Linked DNA regions of Homo sapiens: region 2 is linked to region 1. Evidence: chromatin loops called from intact Hi-C (ENCODE). Cell type or tissue: HepG2. All regions are shown on one strand. Each heading gives the region's core, and the rest is flanking DNA. Links, peaks and the distances in the headings are about the cores only.

Region 1 (12,689 bases), core at 1,744-9,743:
ATTTTGTTTGCTTGAGCAAAAAATTCAGCATAGAAGGCTGGGGTCAGCTTTAGGGACACAACTTGGTACAGGTGGAGGCCAGGCTCAAATGTAGTCAGGTCTCTTGGCACGGTGTTCTGGTAAGTTCTTCGGGCCACATGGGAGGTCACAGTAACCAGTGGTAAGGGAGTGGAGGGGAGAGTGGAGCTCCCTGTAGGAGTACAGGAACAGTGTTTCAGGATTTTGAAATGACCGATTATCCTGAGGGTAAAAACATTCGTCTCCTGTCCATGTCAAGGATATGGACAATTATCCAGGGCTTTCTAATCCAACCAATACAAATATTTTAAATATAAAGGTATTTGAAATTGAGGAACAAGCTGGGCGCTGTGGCTCCTGCCTATAACCCCAGAACTTTGAGAGGCCAGGGCAGGCGGATCGCTTGAGGTCAGGAGTTCGAGACCAGCCTGACCAACATGGTGAAACCCCGTCTCTACAGAAAAATATAAAAATTAGCTGGGCATGGTGGCATGCATCTGTAATCCCAGCTACTCGGGAGGCTGAGGCACGAGAATTGCTTGAACCCTGGAGGTGGAGGCTTCAGTTAGCCAAGATCGTGCCACTGCACTCTAGCTTAGACAACAGAGTGAGACTCTGTCTCAATAAATAAATAATAAAAAATAAAATTGAGGAACCAGCAGGGTGTGGTGGCTCACACCTGTAACCCCAGCACTTTGGGAGGCAGAGGCAGGAGGATCATTTGAGCCCAGGAGTTTGAGACCAGTCTATGTAACATAGTGAGACCCTGCTTCTACAAGGAAATTTAAAAATTAGTTGGGCATGGTGGCACAGGCCTGTGATCCCAGCCACTCAGGAGGCTAAGGTGGAAGGATCATTTGTGCCCAGGTGGTTGAGGCTGGAGTGAGCCCAGATCATGCCACTGCACTCCAGCCTGAGTGACGGAGACTTTGTCTCACAAAAGAAAAATAAATAAAATTGAGGAAGCAAAGTCTTTAAAAAACCAACTTCTTAATCATTAATGAACCAATCTTTATATTTCATTATGTGATTGCTCTGATCCGTCCCGGAGGGCCTACGATGGTGAAAATGTTCATATTAATACCATTTTACCTGTACTGAGTGATATGGGGGATGCAGCTTCTCTTTTGACTTGAGAGTTCTCAGATGGTTGCCTTGGTAATCAGGTCACCTCTCACCACGGTGCTGAGTCATTTAACAAATTGGAGGGTGTCAACCCTGATTGTTTCCCAGACTTCCCTATTCCCAAGGGCACTGGGATGGGTTCTGTCACCCAGACCCAGATTCCCACAAGATTTCCTGCCCTGCCCTGCACACCTTTGCTCCTACACAGGCTCTGCTTTTCCCCGTCCCCGGAGTGTTCTCAGGATGAGGTTGAGGGATCCAACATCCAAAGACTCAGGGCCTTCTACCTTTCCTGACTCACTTCTCACTGCTCCCCTTGGGGCCCCCCACTTTGTTTTCGGGTTGGCCAAGTGGTTGATACCTGAGAGCCCATCAGGAAGTCTAGATGGTTATATTAACCGTGCCTTTTTCTTTTATGTATTTTTGAAGTTTTGACATCTTGGGGGCCTTGCTAACCTTAGAGATGTCAGAGGCTTGTAAACCAGAGCAACTCCATCTTGAGTAGGGGCTGGGTAAAATGAGGCTGAGACCTACTGGGCTGCATTCTGAAATGGTTAAGGCATTCTAAGTCATAGGATGAGATAGGAGGTCGTCACAAGATACAGGTCATAAAGACCTTGCTGATAAAACAGCTTGCAGTGAAGAAGCCGGCCAAAACCAAAATCAAGATGGCGACAAGAGTGACCTCTGGTTGCACGACCCGTATTGTTACCCTCCCACCAGTGGCATGACAATTTACAAAAGCTGGCAATGTCAGGAAGTTACCCTGTATGGTCTATAAAATGAGAGGCATGAATAAGCCACCCCTTGTTTAGCTTATCAGCAAGAAATAACCATAAAAATGGGCAACCAGTAGCCCTCGGGGCTGCTCTATCTAAGGAGCAGCCATTCTTCTATTCCTTTACTTTCTTTCTTCTCCCCCCTCCCTCAGACGGAGTCTTGTTCTGTCGCCCAGGCTGGAGTGCAATGGCGTGATCTCTGCTTACTGCAACCTGGGTTCAAGCAATTCTCCTGCCTCAGCCTCCTGAGTAGCTGGGATTACAGGCCTATGCCACCAGCCTGGCTGCTTTTTGTATTTTTAATAGAGACGGGTTTAACCATGTTGGCCAGGCTGGTCTTGAACTGACCTGGTGATCCCTCTGCCTCGGCCTCCCACAGCGCTGGGATTACAGGCATGAGCCACCGCATCTGGCCCTATTCCTTTACTTTCTCAATAAACTTGCTTTCACTTCACTCTACAGACTGGCTGTGAATTCTTTCTTGCGTGAGATTCAAGAACCCTCTCTTGGGGTCTGTATCGGGACACCTTTCCTATAACAGACACTGACACTGCCTCTCCTAGGGTGAGCCAGTTCCTAGAGATGGTAAATGACTCACCTGTGAATGCACCTTCCATAGGCCAACCAACCAATCCAGAGCCCACACCCCACACCTGAGCTCTCACACTGCAGGTCACTGTGCCCTCATCACCCAGGGCCAGGTAGTGGACTAACCCCTGGGACCCACAGCCTGCTGAAAACAATTCAAACTAGCCAACCCTATGGCAGTTTACTCTGCCTTGCATGGTCCTTCCCTCAGGAAACACAATAAAGGCTCTTGCTCACGTTTTCCTCTCGCTCCTTCCATCTCCTAACCTGGGAGCTTTCTCGTGGGATCCCACATGGCATGATGGGCCCCCAGCTCTTGGGAACTGGGAGAATAACAATCTTTTCAATGATAATCTCCTAGTCTGTTGATTTTACCATATCTGAATAATAAAGATTAAACTAAAATATACGCACACACATTAGAAACACAAGGTGTTACTACTTCCCCTGAAAATATGGTGAGACTCACTCCCCTATCCCAAAGGAAACAAAATACTTCTCACTTCTTCCTCCTGAGTTGTTTCACCTCCATCCCTCCAGGGATCCAGGGAGAGTGAGGAGGGACTTCTTGTTAGAGGGACTTCTTGTTAGAGCAAGGAAATTCTATAAGTTTTGTCCCACCCTGAGATAAAGCCTAATGGTCTACCCTCATGCATTTCTATTTTCAAATCCTCTTTTTATTTATTAAGAATAGCATTGAACTTGGAGTTGGAGGCTGACCTGCCCTGTGTCCATCTGGCTTGGTGAGCTTTTTTGAGACCCAACTCCTCAGGGTCTTATTTTATGTCACTATTATATATAAGACTTTTAGATAGAATTTCCTAATTCCTGTGATTCTATTTCTTTTGGTTTTAAAATTTTATCAGAATCTCACGCGTTAAGGGACATGATTATGTTTCCTTCGGGAACAGAAGCTAAGCAAATGCAGTATTTATTTATCTTTGCAGATAGAGAGCGGTTGACAGAGGCTCTCCAGTCTGAATTCCAGGGAATTCTTAACTCAAGTGCTTGCTCTTGTTAGTTTCTATTTGTTACTATTAAAGAGGAGATTTTCCTTAATGATTTAATGGGAAGAAATCCTCTTAGTCAACAGGTCATCTGCTTTCACTGCCCACAACCACCCTGGCCCAGAGCTGGGGGCCTCTTAGCCTGGAACTACCAAAGACAAAAGCCTGTAAACCAATTTATCTGCCTCCAACCTCTCTGGGTCACCCTGTGTGTTGGTTTCCAGCAGTTGCTGGAGCACAGTACCACAAACCTGATGGCTTAAAACCACAAACATTTCTTTGTCACAGTTCTAGGGGATGGAAGTGTGAAGTCAGTGCTGGCGGGGTCTTGCTCCCTTTGAAACCTGCAGGGGAAGGTCCTTCCTTGCCTCTTCCAGCTCCTGGTGGCTCCAGGTGTTCCTCAGCTGGCGGCTGCATAACTTCAGCCTCTGCCTTTCTCTTCCCTCGGTCATCCTCTCCCCTTGTGTCTCTGAGGTCTTTCCACGACATTCTCCTCTTCTTATAAGGACACAGTCATTTTGGATTGTGGACCCACCCTGTTCCAGTATGACCTCAGCTTAACGAATTATATCTGCAATGACCCTGTTTCCAAGTAAGCTCACATTCACACTTGTGGGGGGTGAGGACTTCAGCATATCTTTTTGAGGGACACAGTTCAATCTGTAATAGCTTGCTTATAGTAATCTTCCTGCTTACTGTTGTTTTTCTCTGTGTCATTACTATAGAGAACACAAGGAAAGGACCTCGAGGTATTTATAACAAGAACTTACAAATAGAGGGGAGGGAAGTGTCCTCTGACCACTAAACTATACCTAATGGCTTAGTGCAGAGCGGTGTGAAGTCCACCAGAGAGTTGAGGCAGATCCTAATCTAAGACTCACCCGATGCAACCTGCTGCACACGGTGTCTGTGTAAGTGCTGTGGTGGGTTAGTCAGCCGAGGAAGCTGAGAAAAGGGAGAGCAGAGAGGACAGCAAAGGGGCACATCTTTTAGGCATCTGCAGGTCCCCAGACCGGGTCCTGGGAAGCTGGGTAGCCAAATAGTGAAGGGCTGGATGATCCTGGGTTTATATCCTTACTCTCTTCATAAGTTGTATAACTTTGAACAACTTACTTAACCTCTTTAAGCCTCAAATTCCTCATGGGAATGGTTAGACCTCCCTCCCTCTCTCCCTCTCTCCCTCTCTCCCTCTCTCCCTCTCTCCCTCTCTCCCTCTCTCTATCTCTTTCTCTCTCTCTCTCTTTCTCTCTTTCTCTCTTTCTTTTTTTGAGACAGGATCTCCCTCTATTGCCCAGGCTGGAGTGTAGTGGTGCAATCTTGGCTCACTGCAACCTCTGCCTCCTGGGCTCAAGTGATCCTCCCACCTCAGCTTCTGGAGTAGCTGGATCTACAGGCACATGCCACCACACCCAACTAATTTTTATATTTTTCTGTAGAGAGGGGGTTTTGCCATGATGCCCAAGCTGGGCTCAAACTCCTGTGCTCAAGCAGTCTGCCTGCCTTGGCTTTCCAAAATGCTGGGATGACAGGTGTGAGCCACTGCCCTTGGCCTAGACCTCCCTTTGATTGGTCGTGTATATAAAGCACTTAGGAGAGTGCCTGGTACCTACTAAGTGCTGGTAGATGGTGGTCATTGTAATAATGATTTTGCAGCAAGTATGCATTAGGACTCTTGGGCATACATAAGTGGTAGAATGAGTTTATCCAAAAGGCGGAATGTAATGGAGGAGAAATACACATACATCTAGTGTATATGTTGATTACTAAACCCAGCAATAGCGTTTATGTGACCATAATCTGGACAGGGGACCAGCTAGAATCAGGGTCTCCAATGTCACCAGGACTTTGCACTTCTGTGGATTATTTGGCATCTTATTTATAAAATTTTGTTGCCTGATTGGGTAAAACTAGGTACTTTCCAAATCTTGAGAAAGATCAAAGAGTTTTATCCTTTTCTCTGCAAGTAACTACCTATTCCTTCAGCAAAAGGAGAGAGGAGAAAATGAATATTACTGTCATCACTAAAATGGCTACAGTAACAAGAAGTTTAATGATTGAGAAGAAGTTAAAGTAAAACAGTCTCATGAAGTGCCTCTTTTCTCAGCATCACACAACAAAAGTTTCTTTACTTAGATATTTGATTCTTATTTACTATTTGCCTTGTTTTGCTCTCTGTGGCCAATTTGTCACTAGATTCTGAAGCTCTCAGTCATGTCTCTTTTGCTATTCTCATGGGTCCTGAAAATGGAACCCAGTGTTTTTTTCCCTTTGTTTCTTTGACCACACCGGGTTTTGTTTTGGATTATTTAACTGGGATATGTGGTAGAACGTTTCCACTGGAAAGATGAGAAAAGATAAACTACACCAAGACTTCTCTGTTTTCAATTTTGCTGTGACTTATTTCATCTTTGCTCAATATCATTTCTTGCTCTTGGTGAGAAGTGGAGCTCATAATAAATATAGTCTTGTGGGAAAATGATATAACATTATGAAGCCCAAACCAGGGGACACAGTCATCGTGCAAGTCACTGTATGAAAAGCATTCTTAGCTTTGGTTTTCATTCCCTTTAGGCAGTTTCTGGAGGAGATAGGCTATTCTATTCTAAAATTATGTGCCTAATACTGTCATTTTATTTCTTGAGAAGATTTTTGTGTATATTAGTATAATATGTAAAAATACAATATAATAAACACAAACATAATGTATAAATGTAATATGCATGAATGCAGACATGAATGCAAGTTTAGTAACTCACACTTTAATAGGAAGACCTAGGACCCTAAAGAAATGATAGCTTTTGTCAACATCATTGTTCCCCCAGCTGCTTTGGGGCTTTGTCATATTTTTATACAAAGCCCTATTGTGCCTACTGCCCTTCTGACCGTTCAAGGTTCATTGTTACCCTGACAGGAGCTGTGGAGGGGATGGGGCGCATTCATTCCTTTCTTTGTTTGGACCAGACTCTGTCCAATTGTGAGTGGAGACTGAATGGCTTAGGTGCAATTAGTTGGCTTCTGTGTTTGCAGACCAAGAAAACGCTAAGCTTTTAGCTCTGATGGTACCCAAAGAAAATCCTGTTGTTGGTACCAGTTTCTAGTAGCCTCACTTCCTTCTGGGGTTGAGTTATCTTAATTCATGTGGGATATAATAAGATGTCTTTGCATAGATTTTGATAGTGCTTGGAGCTGCAGCACTTAGACACCACCGGCTGTCGATGGTGTCAAATAAAAAAACAAATCCATATTTCAAAAGGATTACTGCAAAGTGGGAAGAAGAAAGGATAATTGCAATCGGGAGAAAGCTATGACCATAAGGTTGGCAGGCAGCTCAAGAGAGAGGCAGAATGGGATTTCTTTTACAGAGAGGAATAAACAAGGCTGGAAGGAACTGGGTATGGGAAGTGGTAGGCTAGTGGATGAGAGAACGTCCTACTCTGAGGTCAGCCTGTTCTTAGGGGTGGCTCTGTGCTGCTCAGGCTGAGGGTGGGTCAAAGTTCCTGTGGAAGGCGAGCAGCTTGACCCAAGCTTGGTTAAAAAGCATTTTGTTCCGCTTGATTCATGAGGACAAGCAGTTCAGCTGATCTTTTGTGAGGCCAAGAATGGGACCTGGTGTGTCTGTGTCATCTCATCCTAGGTAAAACAAAGGGAACACTCATGAGTCTTCTTTAAGTCCTGTGGGGATAGGGAGTTCTTTGCAGGCAGCTGTTTTCTGGAACACAAGAAAGTAAGGGGATTTCTTAACCGTCCCTGTTTTGCAGGATCAGTGGGCTCAGGTAAAATTCAACGTTGTCAATGGTTATGCTTAGAAGTTGTCAAACTAAATAACAGAGCGTGATTCTCCAAAAGAAAAGATGTTTATTTGGGAAGAGAGCATTGCAACGGGAATATGAATGCCGTAATATACTATGTATGTATTCAGGGAGGTAGAAGAAGAAAAAGGCTTTGAAAGGAAAAAATGAAGAGGATTACATCATTGTTTTGAAATAATTATTCTTGGCTACAAGGATCAACAGGGGTGATGCCAGTGTGGGGTTAGACAGGCAGCTACTGGGCAGATGTCTTTCCAGTAGTATTTTTGTGAGTATGGTTGTGATGGTCTTTGTGCAAGGTTGTGGCTTTTGTAGTCTTTTTTTTAAATTTCAACTTTAAAATTTTAGATTCAGGGGGTAAACACACCGGTGTGTTTCATGGGTATATTGTGTGATGCTGAGGTTTGGAGTGTGACTGATCCTGTCATCCAGGTAGTAAGCATAATACCCAGGTCTTTTTCATTATCAGGACTGCTAGCAGGAGAACCCTTTCTTCATGGCCTTGCCTGGCTCTATTTGTCAGGATTTATTTTAGCATTAGTGGCTCCATTTTGATTCAGACACCTTTCACAAAGTGAACGGGTGTCTTTATACATGGCAGGGTGCCAAGTCATGCTCCAGCTTCCCTGGGAGAAGGTGGGTTCCCATCAGCAGTGGCAGACTGATGACACATAGCACAGAGACACCGAGAGAGAATCTCTTTCCAAAGGAGGAACCAGTTTATTTAGGGAGAAAAATTGCTTTGGAAAGAGAAAAACTCTCTCGCCTGAAACCCAAGAAAGGAACATACCAAAACCTTCTGTTGTTTGCTAAATAAGAGCAAAGTTGTGTATAATAAGGCAATTTTAACAGGGAATTATCAGCAGGACATAAATGGACGGTGGGTGGGGTTTCTAATGGGTATCATGGAAGACAGATTTTCTTTGCATTAAAATTTGGTCTTGTTTTGTATTGTTTAATTATGATCATTTCAGATCCACAGTCACTTGAGTTCTTGTAAATAAATCCAGGCTCTTTTGTGTATACTCTAACAGTGGTGGTTCGTTGCTCTATCCTGCCCTGCCGTGGCTTTGTTATATCACAAAATCCAGCAAGAATTTATCTTGCTGCTAATAAAATCAGAAGATGGCCCAGAAGAAGAAGACAAGGATTTTGTCTTCTTTGAGGTTGCCCCATCTCTAACCAGTGACAGAAATGGCAGACCCAATTTAGGTCACCTTCTACCATGTCTCTTAGGATTTGTGCCTGCAGCATCATAAACAAAAGTGGCACATGGAAATGACAAAGACAGCCTGACACAGTCCTTTTGATATACGTGTATTGTTTGTGCTCTATGTTCATGCAATTACGTAAGATATTTATTTCATAAGGAGGACTTTTGAGACTCTAGTGTAGATGTTGATTACTAAGCCTTGACTATCTGTACTTGAAAATAAACTTAATATAAATTTTAATCTATCTTTTATGTTTACATGCATCATAGAGTGATTTTTACATGCAAGATTTTGGTAAAATTGGATGGGATCTTTATTCTGGAGTCTCTGTGTGGCTATAAAAGACATTTTCTCTTTTCCTTTTTTTTTTTTTTTGCCTGGTATGTTGAATCTTTCATATCCCTTAGCTTCAGTATACATGAATTGATGATTGAATAAATTAAGGATAAGCACACTGTTCTGTTCTTCTAAAACCTTTATTTATTGCTGTGATTTATCTGACAATTTACATAAAGTGCTAGTTAGTACAGCTGAAATTATTAATTCTTCAGAGAATGAGATGTTCAACTGTTTCCACAGCTCCAGGCAAATTTTCCACATTGATATGCAGGAATTACACAGACCACAACTCGTTTTTTGAATTAAAATGCATCATTGATGCTAATTTTAAGGAAGTCTGTATATTGTACTCCTATTTAACCAAACATCACATTTCCTCATTAAAATATCAGCATCCATAATGAAGCACTTTGCATTATAATTTAAAATGTCCCACTATGTTGAATGCACATTTGAACATTTAAATGTAATTCTGCTAATGTACTGATTAATTTATGTTATTCTCTTCCACTCACGTGGCAGATTTTAATTGCAATTAGTTAGCTGCTGTCGGGTCTCGGCATGCTGAAGGCTGGGGGAAGTCCTGATCGGGGTAGAACAATTACCAGGACTTTTGAGCAGGGCTGGTATTAGAGGGAGCGAGCGAGAGCACCCATCAAAGTTGTGAATCTTAATTCTCCTGGTAATAGCTATGCTTGGGGGGCCAGCATTTGCTCTGAGGAAAAAGCCAAATAAATGGGAATTATCCGAGCACTATAATACAATTAAGCTGTCACAACAACTTTGGGGACTGATCTTTTGTACTCTTTCCACGTTCATCCCGGCGGCTTGGGGGCTGATGTAGCCGGGAACGTGCTCTCTCCGGCATCCTGGGCTTTTGATGTGTGTGATGTACAGCTGTAACAAGGCATGGGGTACAACACCCGCCTTTCACTCAATGTTGTTGAGCTACAGATTCATGTAATTAATTTTAAAAAGCCATTACTTTGATCTTCATAAATATGCCCAGGATTCAAATGGAAAACCTCAAGGGGAATTTTCTCAGGAGGATGATATGGCCAAAATGCAATTTCATTAGGGTCTACTACTTGTCCCTAAATGAGGCTGCCCCCACCGGCCCCAGCTTTTATTTCAGTGGCTGCTATTACCAGCTGCACTGCTATATTATGCAGAAAATCTGCTTGCTTACTCTGCAAACAAACTGCCTTGGTTCAATGAGCTATTCGTAATGTTATGCTAAGCTTTGTGATATATTGCTATAATTTGGTGTAAAGCACTTTTAGTTCTTACACTGGTTTTATTATGTTAAGTATAGGGCACTGGTGTTTAGAAATGAGATGAAAACATAATCCTTGAGGTATTCACTATTAGTGAGGCACAGAGGAGGGGGCTCTGGGCCCCTTGAACTTGGGTTCTAGTCCTACTTCTATCACTTCATGGTCTCTGTGAACCGCTGTGCTCTTAGCTCTCAGATGAGGATAGAATGAACAATTCCTAGCTCAGGTTTATTTTGTGGGTCACATTACAAACATGGGGAAAAGAGGTCTGTAAAATTAGAGCAGAATGTGCACCTAAGGCTTGATGTTATAGTAGCACCTTACTTTTGTTTTTTATTGGCATGACTTAAAATTCTGACAAAAATACTGTTGAGAGAGATGGAGCTCCAAACTGCCAGCCTCCTTCTTAAGTAAGTAATTTCTAAAAATCCTGGTAAGTAGTAGAATTGAGCAGTGACAGTATTAACTGTGGTTAAATTGTAGAATTTTTGGAAGAGATTATGAAAGCTGACTCTACCCTCATTCAATAAAATGCATCAACATTGCAGATGATCCCCAAATTTCAGTGGCTTAACACAGCAGAAGTATACTTCTAGCTCATGCTGCATGTTCCAGGGTCCACAGGGACCCAGGTGAATGGAGACCTAATTTTTTTTTTTTAAATTGTAGTAACACATGTGTGTTTCTGAGGCCTCCAAGATGGGGGAAAAAAGGGATTCCAGGGGGCTGGGAGATGTCCCCAAACACCAGTGGGGCCTCAACCCCAGTCGGTGTCCAGGCTCTTGACAGCATCTTGAGAAGGAATTCAAGGATGAATTGTAAAGTAGTGAAAGTATGGAGATTTATTGCAATGTGAAAGGTATACACTCAAGAAAGGGGAGTGCAGGAGTATTCAAGAGAAAGCCATGCTCAAGGGGGTTTGGGGCTGCTGCCTTTATGTGTTTGTTTAAACAAAGGAATATTCAGGACAATTCCTGGAAAAAGGTGGAGACTTCTTGGAACTGTGGTGCCACCCATTTTTACACCAAATACTGGTTTTCCCGGAATGGTCACAGCACTGGCTGTGTTTAATATATTAATATATTTAGCATATTAATGAGTGTATCACAAACTCCTAGGAGAAACCTAGGTCAAATCCAGTGCCATGTTGGGTCTAGTTGGTCTTAGTCTTAGCTTGGCCCACACCCTGGTTGTGCAGAGTCTTACAGCCTCAAGCTTCTGCAGCTACTTCAACAGTTTTCCTTTTGCTAATCAGGTTAAACTGCTGCTGGCAATTTTCTATTCTCCTGCAACCACCCTGAATGACCCCTGTCTCAGGGGGACACAGGCACAGGCCCTTACATGCTTACTCCTGGAAAGGATGCAAGAAACCTATGCTCACTTCTCATAGCCCAAGGGACATGCAAGGTATGTAACATGTTGGCAGACCCATCATCCTCTCATGTGCCACCTGCTCTGAGTTGCTGACAGAGCCTGAGGTTAGTTGCTGGAATCCCAGTCTCCTGTATTTGGATGGTGGGGTGACAGAGGAGGGGTCTTGAGGGGACAGCCTCTTCCCTTAGAGGCATTTCCTAGTGGTCTGATGCATTGGCCGAATTTCCTAGGAAGTCCCACAGACAGAATCAAGTGATGCTCCTAGAGCTTTGCAGATATCATCCATAGTCCCTGCCCTGAGATGGCTTATAGTGTATCCTAGTAGACTTCTGAAGAAGCCTGACTCTGACGTGCAGGACAACTAACAGCATAGCATCCTTAGCTCCTCCAGACTGTGTTAATTTCTTATGGCTGCTGGGAAAATTACCAAAAATGTGGTGGCTTAAACAATACAAATGTATTATCTTGTAGTTCTGCAGGTCGGCAGTCAGACATGGCTTAGAATTAGTGATGGCAGCCTCCTTGCTGTGGAGGCTCTAGGGAATCTGCTGTCTTTCCTTTTCCAGAGTCCAGAGACTCCCTGCCTTCCTTTGCTCGTGGCTGCCTCTTCCATCTTCAAAGCCAGCAGCGTGGTCTCCATCATCTCTCACTTACATTTTTTTTTCTTTTTTCATTTTTTATATCTTTCTCTCTAATTCTCTTCTTTTTCCTCCTTCTACTTTTTTGTTTGTTTTGTTTTGAGACAGGGCCTCACTGTTGCCCAGACTGGAGTTCGGTGGTGCAGTCCTAACTCACTGCAGCCTCGACCCCCCTGGGCTCAAGGGATCCTCCTGCCTCAGCCTCCTGAGTAGCTGGGCCTTTTTTTTTTTTTTTTTTTTTTTTTTTTTTTTTTTTTTTGAGGCAGAGTCATGCTCTGTTGCCCAGGTTTCAGTGCAGTGGCATGATCTTGGCACACTGCAACCTCCGCCTCCCGGGTTCAAGCAATTCTTCTGCCTTAGCCTCCTGAGTAGCTGGGACTACATGTATGCACCACCACACCTGCTAATTTTTGTATTTTTAGTAGATGTGGTTTCACCATGTTGGCTGGGCTAGTCTTGAACTCCTGGGCCCAAGTGATCTGACAGCCTTGGCCTCCCAAAATGCTAGGATTACAGGCATG
Region 2 (12,689 bases), core at 1,999-9,998, 74 kb before region 1:
TCGTACCTCAGCCTTCCAAGTAGCTGGGACGACAGGCATACACCACCATGCCAGGCTAATTTTTATAGTTTTAGTAGAGACAGGGTCTTGCCTTGTTCACCAGGCTGGTCTTGAACTCCTGGCCTTAGGTGATCCACCTGCCTTAGCCTCCCAGAGTGCTGGGATTACAAGTGTGAACCACCATGCCTGGCCCATCCTGACTTTTAATACTATTGACTAGTTTGCTTATTTTTGAATTTTATCTTGTGAAATAAGTTCACAGTGCCCTAGTTACCAACTTCTCTGAGTCTGGTGAGACAGAGCACCCCCCACACACAACAAATTACATAGAGCAGGTTCATTACTCACAGATAGGCAGCAAGGGACGACAGAAGCCTAGGATCCACCATAAGCCATTCCCCTCAAGCTCTGGAAAGCTGCCCAGGACAGATGGAATCTTGACTGTGCATGACCCATTTCTATTACAGCTGAGGGACCCTGAAAAGCAGTCTGCCGTGGGCTTTGTACCTAAGGTTTTATGCCCCGGGGAAATGTGAATTGCTGGGCTAAAGTGTTGAAGGACATCTTGTTTCTAGGGTAGGGGCGTGAATAGAGTCTGGGCTGTTCTCGCCAGCTCCCCCTTCCCAGCACATTCTACAGCTGTTCTTGAGAACTACAAGTGAGAATGGGGGTAGGGGTGAGAGGTGGGGGAGAACTGGGTCAGTTCAAGATCACAGGGAGGACTGTCCTGAGTATATAAATGAATCATATCATTTGACTTCTTTTGCTCAGCAATAGTTGGTGAGATTTGATGGTATCAACATTTTAAAGCAAATCTGTCAATTATACTTTTAAATATATCCAATGGAACCTAAATGCCATAGAGATTTGTTATACACTGTCATATTTTACAAATGTATACACAAAAAACCTTTCCTAAACATTGGGAAAATGTATATTTCATCTTTCTCCTTGGCCTGAATTTCTATTCTACTTCTCCCATAGAATTTTATCTAGTAAATATAATGGAATTTTATGCTTGAAAGTCTTTAGTACTCACTCCATTAAATTTGTTTGCAGTAAAATTATGTCTATTGATTAAAAATCTTGCTTTATTTCTTATGAATATCAGGCTTTTAGTGACAAGAAGTTTATTTTATATTTAGTTATAAGTTAAATTAGAATATAATTGATCAAAATAATATATTAATATATTAATATGGAATAATATATTACAAACTTTGATAAATAATAAACCTAAAACTATATTTTATTAGAATTGTTTCTTAATAGTTGTGATAGGCAAAATGCCAGCTACCCAATTATGTTTGTATCTTAGTATCTGGGACCTGTGAATATGTTCAGTTATATGGCATAGGGGAATTAGGGTTTAGAAGGAATCAAAGTTGCCAGTCAACTGAACTTGAGATGAGGCTGGGTTGTCTAGGTGGGCCCAGTGTAATGACAAGGATGCTGATAAGTGGAAGAGGGAGAAAGAAGAGAGAGAACCAGAAAGACAGCAGCATGAGAAGGGCAGCCTCACGTTGCAGGCTTTGAAGGTGGAGGAATTAGGCCATGAGTCAAGGAGCATAGGCAGCCCCTATGCACTGGAAAAGGCAAGAAAATGGATTCTCCCCTAGAATCTCCAGAAGGAAGGCAGCTCTGCAGACACCGACATTGTGGCCTTCTGAAACCCATTTCAGACTGGCCCCCAGAAATGCAAGATGATCAATTTGCATTGTTTTAAGGCACTCAGTTTGTCATAATTTGTTATTACAGCAATAGGAAGTGAATTTGATAGTTCAATATGGTCTATTACTAAAATGAGATAGGGCACAGCATCCATTTTATTTTTAATTCATTTAATAGGAAGTGGAAAATAAAATATTTTATGTGATAAACTGGCATGAGGAGAGACTATGGTCGGAAAAAAATTTTATTATTTAAGTGTCTTGCTGATCTGCAAGAAATCATATTAATGTTTTATCAGTGAGTTTGTAAGGAATATGTCAAAAATTTATTCCCAGAAAAATTCTGTTTATATTATTTATTTTTATAGACAGGGTCTTGCTTCATTGCCCAGGCTGGTCTGCAGTGGTGTGATCATGGCTCACTGCAGCCTCGAACTCCTGGACTCAAGCAATCCTCCCACCTCAGCCATCCAAGTCGTTGGGACTACAGGCACGTGCCGCCATGCCTGGCTAATCTTAAAAAAAAAAAAATTTGTAGAGATGAGATCTTACATTACCCAGGCTGGTCTCAAACTCATGGCTTCAAGCAATCCTCCTATGACAGCCTCTCAAATTCCGGGATTACAGGCGTGTGTCCTGCAACCAGCCTTTGGTTACACTAAAAAACAACAACAACAACAAAACCAAAACAAAACAAAAACATCACTGACTCTTACTGCTTATGCTATTTGAAAGTTTTTTCTTTCTGGCTGTTAAAATATCGTAGGCATGAGTATTGAGAGCAGCTGAAAATAATTGTTTATGTTTAAAAATATTATAATGAAAAAAGGTACTTCTTGCATTCAATGTTTCTTGTAAATGCTCTCTTCACTTTGCTCTTTTGAGGACTCTTCGAGATTGGAATATCCTTTCACAATGGTTCAGAATGATGTGGCAATGGAGATAAAAGTTTTTACTCCACCATTTCACTCCACTCTAAACTGAAATCAGGACATCCCAACAGGGCTCAACATTTCTACTTTCTTACAAGATAATAGTTGACAGAAATGTGTGTAATGCAGGAAAGAAATTGGATCCTATCAGGGTGTCCTATGACATGATTAACCATTAAAGACAGCTCCTCTTTTGCCACCTGGAGGGCTTTTGGTTGGGTAACCACCCTGGTGGGACAGCTGCAGTCAGCAGTTCTCTAGAGAAGGCAGGCAGCCCATGAGACTTTAAGAACAAATACCCACAGCAGCTGGGGGTGGCTTCACCAGGCTGAAAAAGGGTCTGGGTGGAGTCCCAAGTGTCTACTATACTCTGTGTCTTATAAACTGGATATAAGTAGTTGATTTTGTGTTTGTGTGTGCATGTGTTTTAATGTTAAATTGAATATTCCTTTTAATATGCTGTAGGGAAGGAAAAAATTTTCCTCTACCCTCTTAAGTTTAGTGATGGGGACCCGTGAATTAAAGAAACAAAAGACACAATTTGTATTAATAGTTACGTGTATGGGAGTTGAGAGAAGAGAAGTAAAACTCAAAGAAGGGGTCAGACACTAGGCCTGAATATCATTTTGATAAAGGAAAGGGGCTTTGGGCTTAAAGGGATAACAAATTGTAGGGAAATGACGAGGAAATATATGGAGGGAAACAAATGGAAGAAAAGGGTTATTTTAGTAAGTTGTGTTTATGCAGACTCATCTCGGTGCCACCTCTCCATCTCAGGGGATAAGAGTCACTCTCCTCTTCCTGGGACAGAAGAGGGGGACACCTTTACAAAGGGAAATGTATGCCCTATTTTTAGGTGGATGGGGGATGGCAGAGAACTCCCTGCACCTGTTCATTCTCAATTGCCTTCAGCTCAAAATAATTTTTATGCCAAAATGGCATGTTTTGGGGTGGCAAGTCCTGATCCCCTTCACCAATTTAACCTAACCTCCCCCTCACCTCTCATAGATTCCATCAGCAAATCCTGTCATCTTTTGCAAAATATCTTCCCAGTTCTGTAAGTTGTCACTGCTTCTACAAATACCACCCTAATCCAAGTCCCCATCACATTGCCTAGACTAAGAAAATAGCCTCCAAGTTGACCAACCTATATTGCTCTCCAGCCCCTAACTCTGCCTTTTCTCTCTCTAAAACCTAAATTTGAGATTATCTAACATACCTATTGGTTGATGGTCTGTTTCCTTACTAAAGTGTAAGCTTCATGACAGCCATCAATAGTGGTGTCTCTAGTGCCTATAATAATGCCAGCCACAAAGTATACACATCATCAACACAAGGTTGAACTGATAGTTTGACTGTGTCCCCACCCAAATCTCATCTTGAATTGTAACTCCCACCATTCCCACGTGTTGTGGGAGGAACCTGGTGGGAAGTAATTGAATCATGGGGGCGCTTCTTTCCCTTGCTATTCTTTTGATAGTGAATAAGTCTCACGAGATCTGATGGTTTTAAAAATGGGAGTTTCCCTGCACAAGCTCTCTTCCCTTGCCGCCATGTGAGACATGCCTTTCACCTTCCACCATGATTGTGAGGCCTCCCCAGCTATGTGGAACTGTAAGTCCTTTATACCTCTTTCTTTTGTAAATTGCCCAGTCTTGGGTATGTGTGAAAATGGACTAATACATGAACTAAGTCCCTTAGTTATATTTATGGAATTCACTGGTATGTTTGGGTTTATTCTTATTTTCTTAATTTGTGTTCTCCTACTGGGCTTTCTAGTTGCCTTTAATTAGTGGTTCATTTTTCCACTTTTACTTTCTGTAAGTTGGAAATGTACATATTTTATATCAAATACTTAAATACTTAACATGGTCTAGAATTAATAATTACCTAGAAATTATCTAGAATTAATAAGCTTTGTCTGCAATTATCTTTTTCCTCTGCTTTCCTCAGTCCCACTGAGAAGAAAAACTTTACTGACCTTTTAGTTTTCCCTACTTAAAATCTCACCTGCTTCCATTGCTTTTAACATTGCATGGGATGTCAAAACATAAAGCTTAAACATTTACTACTTATTTTAATGTAAAAATAAATTTTACTATTGTGTTTATAGCTCATTGCATTATACCTGTCATCTCTTCCTTCTGGAACCGTCCCTCCCACTGCCCCATAATTTTCAGTAATTCTTCCAAGGAGGATCATTGGATAGTAAATTTTATGGGATTTTACGTATCTGCAAATGTCTTTATCTTAATTTTAGAAAGTTTTATAATTTCAACTTTTATTTTGGATATAGGGGTACATGTGCAGGTTTGTTACATGGGTAAATTTAGTGATGCTGAAGTTTTGGGGACAAATGATCCCCTTACCCAAGTAGTGAACATAGTACCTAATAGGTAGTTTTTCAGCCCTTGGCCCCCTTCATCTCTCCCCCCTCTAGTAGTCCCCAGTGTTTATTGTTCTCATCTTTATGTCTGTGTGTACCCGATGCTTAGCTCCCACTTATAAATGAGAACACATGGTATTTGGTCTTCTGTTCCTGTGTTTACTTAGGATAATGGAGGTTGCTGCAAGAGACATGATTTCATTATTTTTATGGCTGCACGGTATTCCATGGTGTATATGTACCACATTTCCTTTATCCAGTCCACCGTTGATGAGCATCCAGGTTAATTCCATGTTTTTGCTATTGTGAATAGTGCCGCAGTGAACATACGTGCGCATGTGTCTTTTTGGTAAAAAGACTTATTTTTCCTTTGGGCATATACCCAATAGTGGGATTGCTGAGTCTAATGGTAGCTCTGTTTTAAGTTATTTGAGAAATCTCCAAACTGCTTTCTACAGTGGCTGAACTAATTTACATTCCCACCATTGGTGTATAAGCATTCCCTTTTCTCCGCAACCTCGCCAGCATCTGTTAGTTTTTGAATGTCTTTATTTTAAAGCAGGTGTCAGCAAGCCCTTTTAAATGGTCCAAATAGTAAGTATTTTAGACTTGTGGCCATATGGTCTCAGTTGTAATTATTCAGCTCTGCCAAGGTAGTGCAAAAGCAGCCACAAATGATACCTACATAAATAATGGGTGTGACTGTATTCCAAAACAATTTGTAAAAATGGGGCTGGTCCATTGGCTATAGTTTGCCGACTTCAATTTTAAAAGATAGCTTGTCTGGCTAGAACATTTTAGGTTCAAAATTATTTTCCTTTAGATATTGAAGATAATTGCTCCAAGGTCTCCCTGTGCCCATGGTTATTGTCAAGAAGGCTGAGGTCAATCAGATTTTTTTTTTTTTTTTTTTGAGATGGAGTCTCACTCTTGTCACCCAGGCTAGAGTGCAATGGCTCACTGAAACCTCCACCTTCTGAGTTCAAGCGATTCTCATACCTCAGCCTCCCAAGTAGCTGGGATTTCTGGTGCCCACCACCACACCTGGCTAATTTTTGTATTTTTAGTAGAGACGGGTTTTCAGCATGTTGGTCAGGCTGTTCTCGAACTCCTGGTCTCAGGTGATCCACCCATCTCAGCCTCCCAGAGTGCTGGGATTACAGGCATGAGCCACCATGCCTGACCATATTATTTTTCTTTTGTCAATAACCAGTTTATTCTTCCCCAGAAGATTTTAAGGATTTTCTTTTTATTTTAATGTTGAAGTTTCTTCATGGATTTTCAACTGTCAACTCCCAAAATATCTATCAAAATAACCTTTTGATAAAGCAAAGCTAAGTTTATTAAACTTACTGTAAGGGAGACCATCACTTTGAGACCTTAGCAATGGCTCAAAGGGAGAAGTAAGGAGAGGATATTTATAGCATTTTGGTGTCTGAGCTCATGAGATTTGAGGCAGTTCTTTCAAGCTGGGGAATTGACTGGGATGAGCAAAGTTCGTAACTGATAGTTTAGGATTGTGGCCACAGTGAAGCTAGGGGCTCAAAGCAAATATTTATAAGTAAACTGTTTGATAAAAGAGCTCTTTGCCCAGATGAAAACATGGCTGTCCTGTGAGGAAAACTGGCCAGATGCACAAACTATTTGCCCAGACAAACTGGTTTGCAGGAATTTCCTAAAGTAAATAGCAGTTATTTATTGGTTTACAGCTTTATCTTTCTGGGCAAGGATTTCCTGGAGCAAATAATTAAGTTATGTTGAAACAGGTGGTCTTTGTCCTTGGTCCTAATATTTAAGCCATGTGGATGCAAATGTTCTCTCTTCTCAACTGTGTCTGGATAATTTTAAAAATATTTATCCTGCTGGGTATTGATGGCTTCTTTCAGAGACCTCATGTCTTACTTCGATTCTGTACATTTCTAATCAACTATTTCTTAAAATTTTATTTACTTTTAATTTCTCCAGGCTCTTCTTTTGTAACTCCTATTACATGGATGCTGGAACTAGATTTATTCTACAAATCTCTTAATTTTTGTGTCATTTTGAGCAAATTCCATGGTTCCATTTTCCAATCTATTTGCCTCTCAGCTGTGCTTATTTTGTTTTTCACCCACGTACTAGGTTTTTAAGTTTCAACAATTAAAATGTTCATCCAATAGTTTTGATTGGTTCTTTTTTCTTTGAGATGGGGTCTTGCTCTGTTGCCCATACCGGTCTTGAACTCCTGGGTTCAAGCGATCCTCCTGCCTTGACCTACCAAAGTGCTGAGATTACAGGCATGAGCCACCACGCCCAGACTCTTTCTATTCTTGTGATCGCACACATTATGTCCTTAAATATTTAAAGATATTTTATATGTGCATGTACACACACACACACACACACACACTTACACACACACTGCTTCTATTCACCAACCTACTTCTTTAATGAAAGTTTTTCCTTTTTCACTTATTTCTATCTTCTGATGCTGGATCTGCTGGAATATTTGATTCTGCTTATGTAAATCAATGCCAAGTTTCCCTGTTAGAAGATCTGCTATAATAGTTCACGCAGATGATTGAGATGGGGTGGGAACTGCCATTGTTGCTGCTGCTTTACACTGGCTTTAGTGAGCCTGGCAGAGGCTCCTGTGGTGTGTAAGGAGATGACATCTCACAGTGGGTCTTTAAGGCATATCTGGGGCATTGCGCTGCGTCTCTTGCTCCCAGAGTTCCTGTACCTGCTGCTCTGGGGAAGGCAGGCATATCTGGGGCATTGCGCTGCGTCTCTTGCTCCCAGAGTTCCTGTACCTGCTGCTCTGGGGAAGGCATACACTTGCATCCATGGGTGCAGGTGCCCTGCCCGGAGGCTGCCCTACCACGCTGCGCTCACCTTGGCCACTCTGAGTTCCTCCTCCTCTTTCTGGATCCCCCCTTCTTGGTCGGGGGCACCCCTTGAGGCTCACAGCAGAATTCTCCCACTCCCAGCTAGGCTGCAGTTTTTCTTCTTTATGCCTGCCTACTTTCCAATTTTAAGAGATTCTGGGCCGAGCACAGTGGCTCACGCCTGTAATCTCAGCACTTCGGGAGGCCGATGTGGGCAGATCACAGGGTTAGGAGTTTGAGACCAGCCTGGACAACATAGTGAAACCCCGTCTCTACTAAAAGTACAAAATGTAGCAGCCGGGCATGGTAGCATGCGCCTGTTGTCCCAGCTACTCGCGAGATGGAGGCAGGAGAATTGCTTGAACCTGGGAGGCGGAGGTTTCAGTGAGCCGAGAAGGTGCCACTGCACTCTAGCTTGGGCAACAAAGCTAGACTTCATCTCAAAAAGAAAAAAAGAGATTCTGTATCGTTCTGGTTCATCCAGAGTTTGTGTTCTTCTTTCCAATCATGACTATGCCCTTACGTGTTTACTTTTTTATATCTTTTTAATGATTTCTATGAATGTCATGTAGGAGGGATTAGTAATCTGTTTTGGAACATTTTTTTTAAATGTCAAATGAAAATAAACTCCAAGCCACCATCTTACATCATTGGCAAAAAATTCAGTCATTTGGGGGTACCCCATTATATAGAAAGGTCCTGGGGTATCATAAGCAGGAATAGTTATCCTGGAAGCTGACCTCTAGCCTGACCTGGTTACCTGTGAGAAACCCATCACCAAGGCCCATTGCTAGTTTTGCACCTTCTTTGCCATCATGGATCCAGAAATCTCTGCCAAAGCAGTGTCCTGGGCTGGGACTCCGATCGCTGTCTATACAACAAGCAGCCATTTCCCCTAAGGTCTGGCCACCATCCTTGGCCATTTTGAGGGACTTAGTGGGTTAGAAGTTCCTGTGCTTACCCCTGTTCTAGTTTTCTAGTATGGTGGACTCTCCCTTATATATGGTCATTCCTTTTATGTCCCCTCTCCCTTTTCCAAACACCAATTGTTTTCCTTTCTGTCCTCAGGATGTAATCTCCAAAAGAGTGATAGGATTTGAGAACTATCTACTTCTGATTCTATTCATGGGGGAAGAAAGCACAAAGGCTTATCTTGGAGTGGGCAAGGAAAAATCCAGAGAATAAACCACAAGTAGCTTTCATTATCAGCTGAGTTATCAGCCTAAACGCCTAGAGGTGTCCTTTCCATGGGCCGTCTCCACATGGGCTGGTTTGGGCTTCCTCACTGTGGCTGGGTTCTAAGCACTGGCGTCCCAAGACAGCAAGGCAGGAGTGTGTGGCATTTTTAAGAACTAGCCTTGGAAGTTCATAGTCGCTTCACTTATTATACTGGTGACAGCAGCCCAAGTTTTGTCCAGATTCGAGAAGAGAGGACTGAGACTACCACCACAAGAAAAGTGTCAAGGTGATGTTGCCAGAAGGGCAAGTGGGATGGGGCAGGTTGTGGCGGTGATGTTTGGAAGACATAATGTGACACAATCTGCCCTTTGGCCACCACGGTTCACATTCTTCTACATGTAAAATATATTATCTCCCTTCCCCAAGAACCCTCATATTAGTTCTTTTACAGCATTGTCAAGGGGGTGCCTTGAGCAGGGGAGCTTTCATCTGCCACATAAATCATCACCTTCTTCCTGAACCTTACCAAAATAAACGAGCAGGCCTCTCTGCACATGGCAGCTTCAAGATAAAGCCTTTTGTCTCCATTGGCAGCTCCAGATAGGTCTCGAAATAAACCCGCAATCCAATTAAAACCAGTGTGCCTGCTCTGTAAGTGTGATGTCAGGACTCACGTCTAGTCCTTTCTTTCAGCCACTTTGTTCCTTCTGTAGACATTCTGGAGCTGCCGTTGCACAGCGGTGAAAACAGGCCCAACTTCATATGTCAATATCATCTTTCAACACGTTATACACTGGAAACAGAAATGTTAACTTGGGTTTCTGTGAGTGATGAGATTGTTGGTAATTTTTTTATTTTCTTTTTTCTAATGTCCTAAACATTCTTCTTTCTTTTCTTTCTTCTTTTTCTTTCTTTCTTTTTTTTTTGTTTTTTGTTTTTTTGAGACAGGGTCTTGCTCTCTCACTCAGGCCGAAGTGCCGTGGTGCGATCACAGCTCACTGCAACCTCGACTCCCCACGCTCAAGCAATCCTCCCATCTCAGACTACTGAGTAGCTGGGACCACAGGCATGTGCCATCACATCCAGCTAATTTTTGTATTTTTTGTAGAGACAGGGGTCTCACCATGTTAGCCAGGCTCGTCTTGAACTCCTGGGCTCAAACTATCTGCCAGCCTCAGCTTCCCAAAATGTTGGGAGTACAGGCATGAGCCACCAGGCCTGGCTCTAAACGTTCTAAATTTTTAATTTTCTATGACAAACACTGAGTGTAGAAAACCACCTATAGACACCCTCTGCGTCAGACACCCCAGATTGTCCATCCAACACCAGCCTCCCTCCTTTATCTTTCCTCCTCACCTATTTCTGTTCTCTGGGACTCAGGGACTTAGCCGTATATGCTCTCTGTTCCCCTGCCCTCTGGCGTTGGGTTGGTTTAGCCAGGCAGGAGATCAATGGCCAGAAGGAGAGAACAATCGGGGTATTTCTTTACCTGCTTCTTCTGTGCTGTGGCTCTGGTGGCGACCACATCCTCCAAGGACAGCTCCTGCTGAGCAACCTGCCCTCAAGGCGCTAGGTTTCCTTGGGTTCAATTATGCCGTTTTCTATCTTTTCCTCTTTAGGCCAAAGGGTGGTAAGTGTTTCTCACTGTTGCTCTTCCTGAGTGTCTTTATATCCCTAATTGGCACCCTGCAGTGCTGCCCATCCTCTGTAAGCAATTCCGATATTCAATTCTCTCCATAACTGAAGCTGAGTGGTCTGTTTCCCTGCAAGCCCCTGGCTGACTCACCACTGAGGAGCTGTGGGATATTGCACAAGTCCCTCCCCTCATGAGCTTCTACTTCTCCATTTTAAAAGGGTGGATTTGGACTAGACTGGTGTTTATTAAGTTTTATGTTAATTAAAGTGTTCTTTAAAAAAGGAGTTCCCAAGGATCTAGAACTAGAAATGCTATTTGACCCAGCCATCTCATTACTGGGTCTATACCCAAAGGATTATAAATCATGCTGCTATAAAGACACATGTACACTTATGTTTATTGCAGCATTATTCACAATAGCAAAGACTTGGAACCAACCCAAATGTCCATCAATGATAGACTGGATTAAGAAACTATGGCACATATACACCATGGAATACTATGCAGCCATAAAAAAGAACACTGCATGTTCTCACTGACAGGTGGGAATTGAACAACGAGAACACTTGGACACAGAGTGGGGAACATCACACACCGGGGCCTGTCGTGGGGTTGGGGGAGGGATAGCATTAGGAGATATACCTAATGTAAATGACGAGTTAACGAGTGCAGCACACCAACATGGCACATGTATACATATGTAACAAACCTGCACGTTGTGCACATGTACCCTAGAACTTAAAGTATAATAAAAAATAAAAAATAAAATGGAGTTCCACTCTTGTGCACTGTTGGTGGGGATGTAAAACGGTGCAGCTATGGAAAAAAATGTGGTCGTTCCTCAAAAATTAAACATAGCATTACCAAAGCATCCAGAATTTCCACTTCTGAGTATATATCCAAAAGAATCGAGAGCAAGATCTCGCAGAGATATTTGTGCACCTGTGTTTGTAGCAGCATTATTCATAATAGCCAAGAGGTGGCAGCAAGTCAAACGTCCATCAGTGAATGAATGGATAAATAAAATGTAGTATATTCATACAATGGAATATTACTCAGCCTTAAAAAGGAAGGAAATTCTGACAAATGCTGTAACATGAATGAAACTTGAGGACGTTATGCTAAATAAAATAAACCAGTCATAAAAAGATAAATACTCTATGATTCCATGTGTGCGAGGTACCTAGAGTAGTAGAATTCATAGAAACAAAGTAGAATGGTAGTTGCCAGGGGTAGGGGAAGACATGCAGAGTTTTTGTTTAACAGATACAGAGTTTAAGTTTTGCAAGATGAAAAATTTCTGGAGATTGTTTTCACAACAATATAAATATGCTTATCACAACTATACACTTAAAAATGGTTAAGATGATAAATTTAATGTATATATATTTTCCCACAAAAACAAAAAAAAGTGTTCCATTCAAAAAAAGTTCTATAGTTACATCAGATTTGGAAAAGGTAGTTATACACATACCTTTTAAAGACTCACAGTATACAAGCCTCCTGAGAAGTGGTTGTTGGCTTTTTTTTTTTTTTCTTTGAGACAGAACCTCGTTCTGCTGCCCAGACTGAAGTACAGTGGCACGATCTCAGCTCACTTTAACCTCCACCTTCCGGGTTCAAGTGATTTCCAGCCATTTTTGTATTTTTAGTAGAGACAGGGTTTCACCATGTTGGCCAGGCTGGTCTTGAACTCCTGACCTCAAGTGATCTGCCCGCCTTGGCGTCCCAAAGTGCTAGTGCAAGAATTACAGGTGTGAGCCACCATGCCCGGCCCCCTGAGAAGTTTTGAGTAAAACAAAAAAAATCTGATATCCTCTGTATAAAATCATTTCCCAGAAAGAACTGACAATGGAGAACATAGTTTTGGATACAAGTGAGGAAAACCATCTCTAGAATCCCTTGTGGTTCTAAGTCCTATGGCTCTTTTCTGATTTGAAAAGAGAGTCAATCCTGGTCGATATTATTTCTGGCATGTCTTTGCTGTCTTTTCCTGAACTCAGGGATTCTCCCTGCCAC

What was found. Hi-C counts contacts between places; a loop is a spot of excess contacts. Peaks named below come from ENCODE experiments on the same cell type or tissue, not always from the same donor. Only the 100,000 strongest peaks of a DNase experiment are listed, where the experiment ranks them.
Region 2: it touches region 1 in a loop (7-fold over the local background); 2 of 110 quality-filtered maps call a loop at or near these places.

What each region holds. Positions count from the first base shown.
Region 1 is chr13:100,802,103-100,814,791 of GRCh38, forward strand. All of the region lies in intron 2 of NALCN-AS1 (NALCN antisense RNA 1), which reads left to right. Among named protein-coding and RNA genes, the nearest start is that of NALCN-AS1, 100 kb to the left of the region's middle. In HepG2, for the core only: no CTCF peak of the experiment used is centred there; a DNase peak (open chromatin) is centred at 6,429.
Region 2 is chr13:100,727,866-100,740,554 of GRCh38, forward strand. All of the region lies in intron 1 of NALCN-AS1 (NALCN antisense RNA 1), which reads left to right. Among named protein-coding and RNA genes, the nearest start is that of NALCN-AS1, 26 kb to the left of the region's middle. RefSeq lists an enhancer at 10,336-10,981. In HepG2, for the core only: no CTCF peak of the experiment used is centred there; a DNase peak (open chromatin) is centred at 6,596.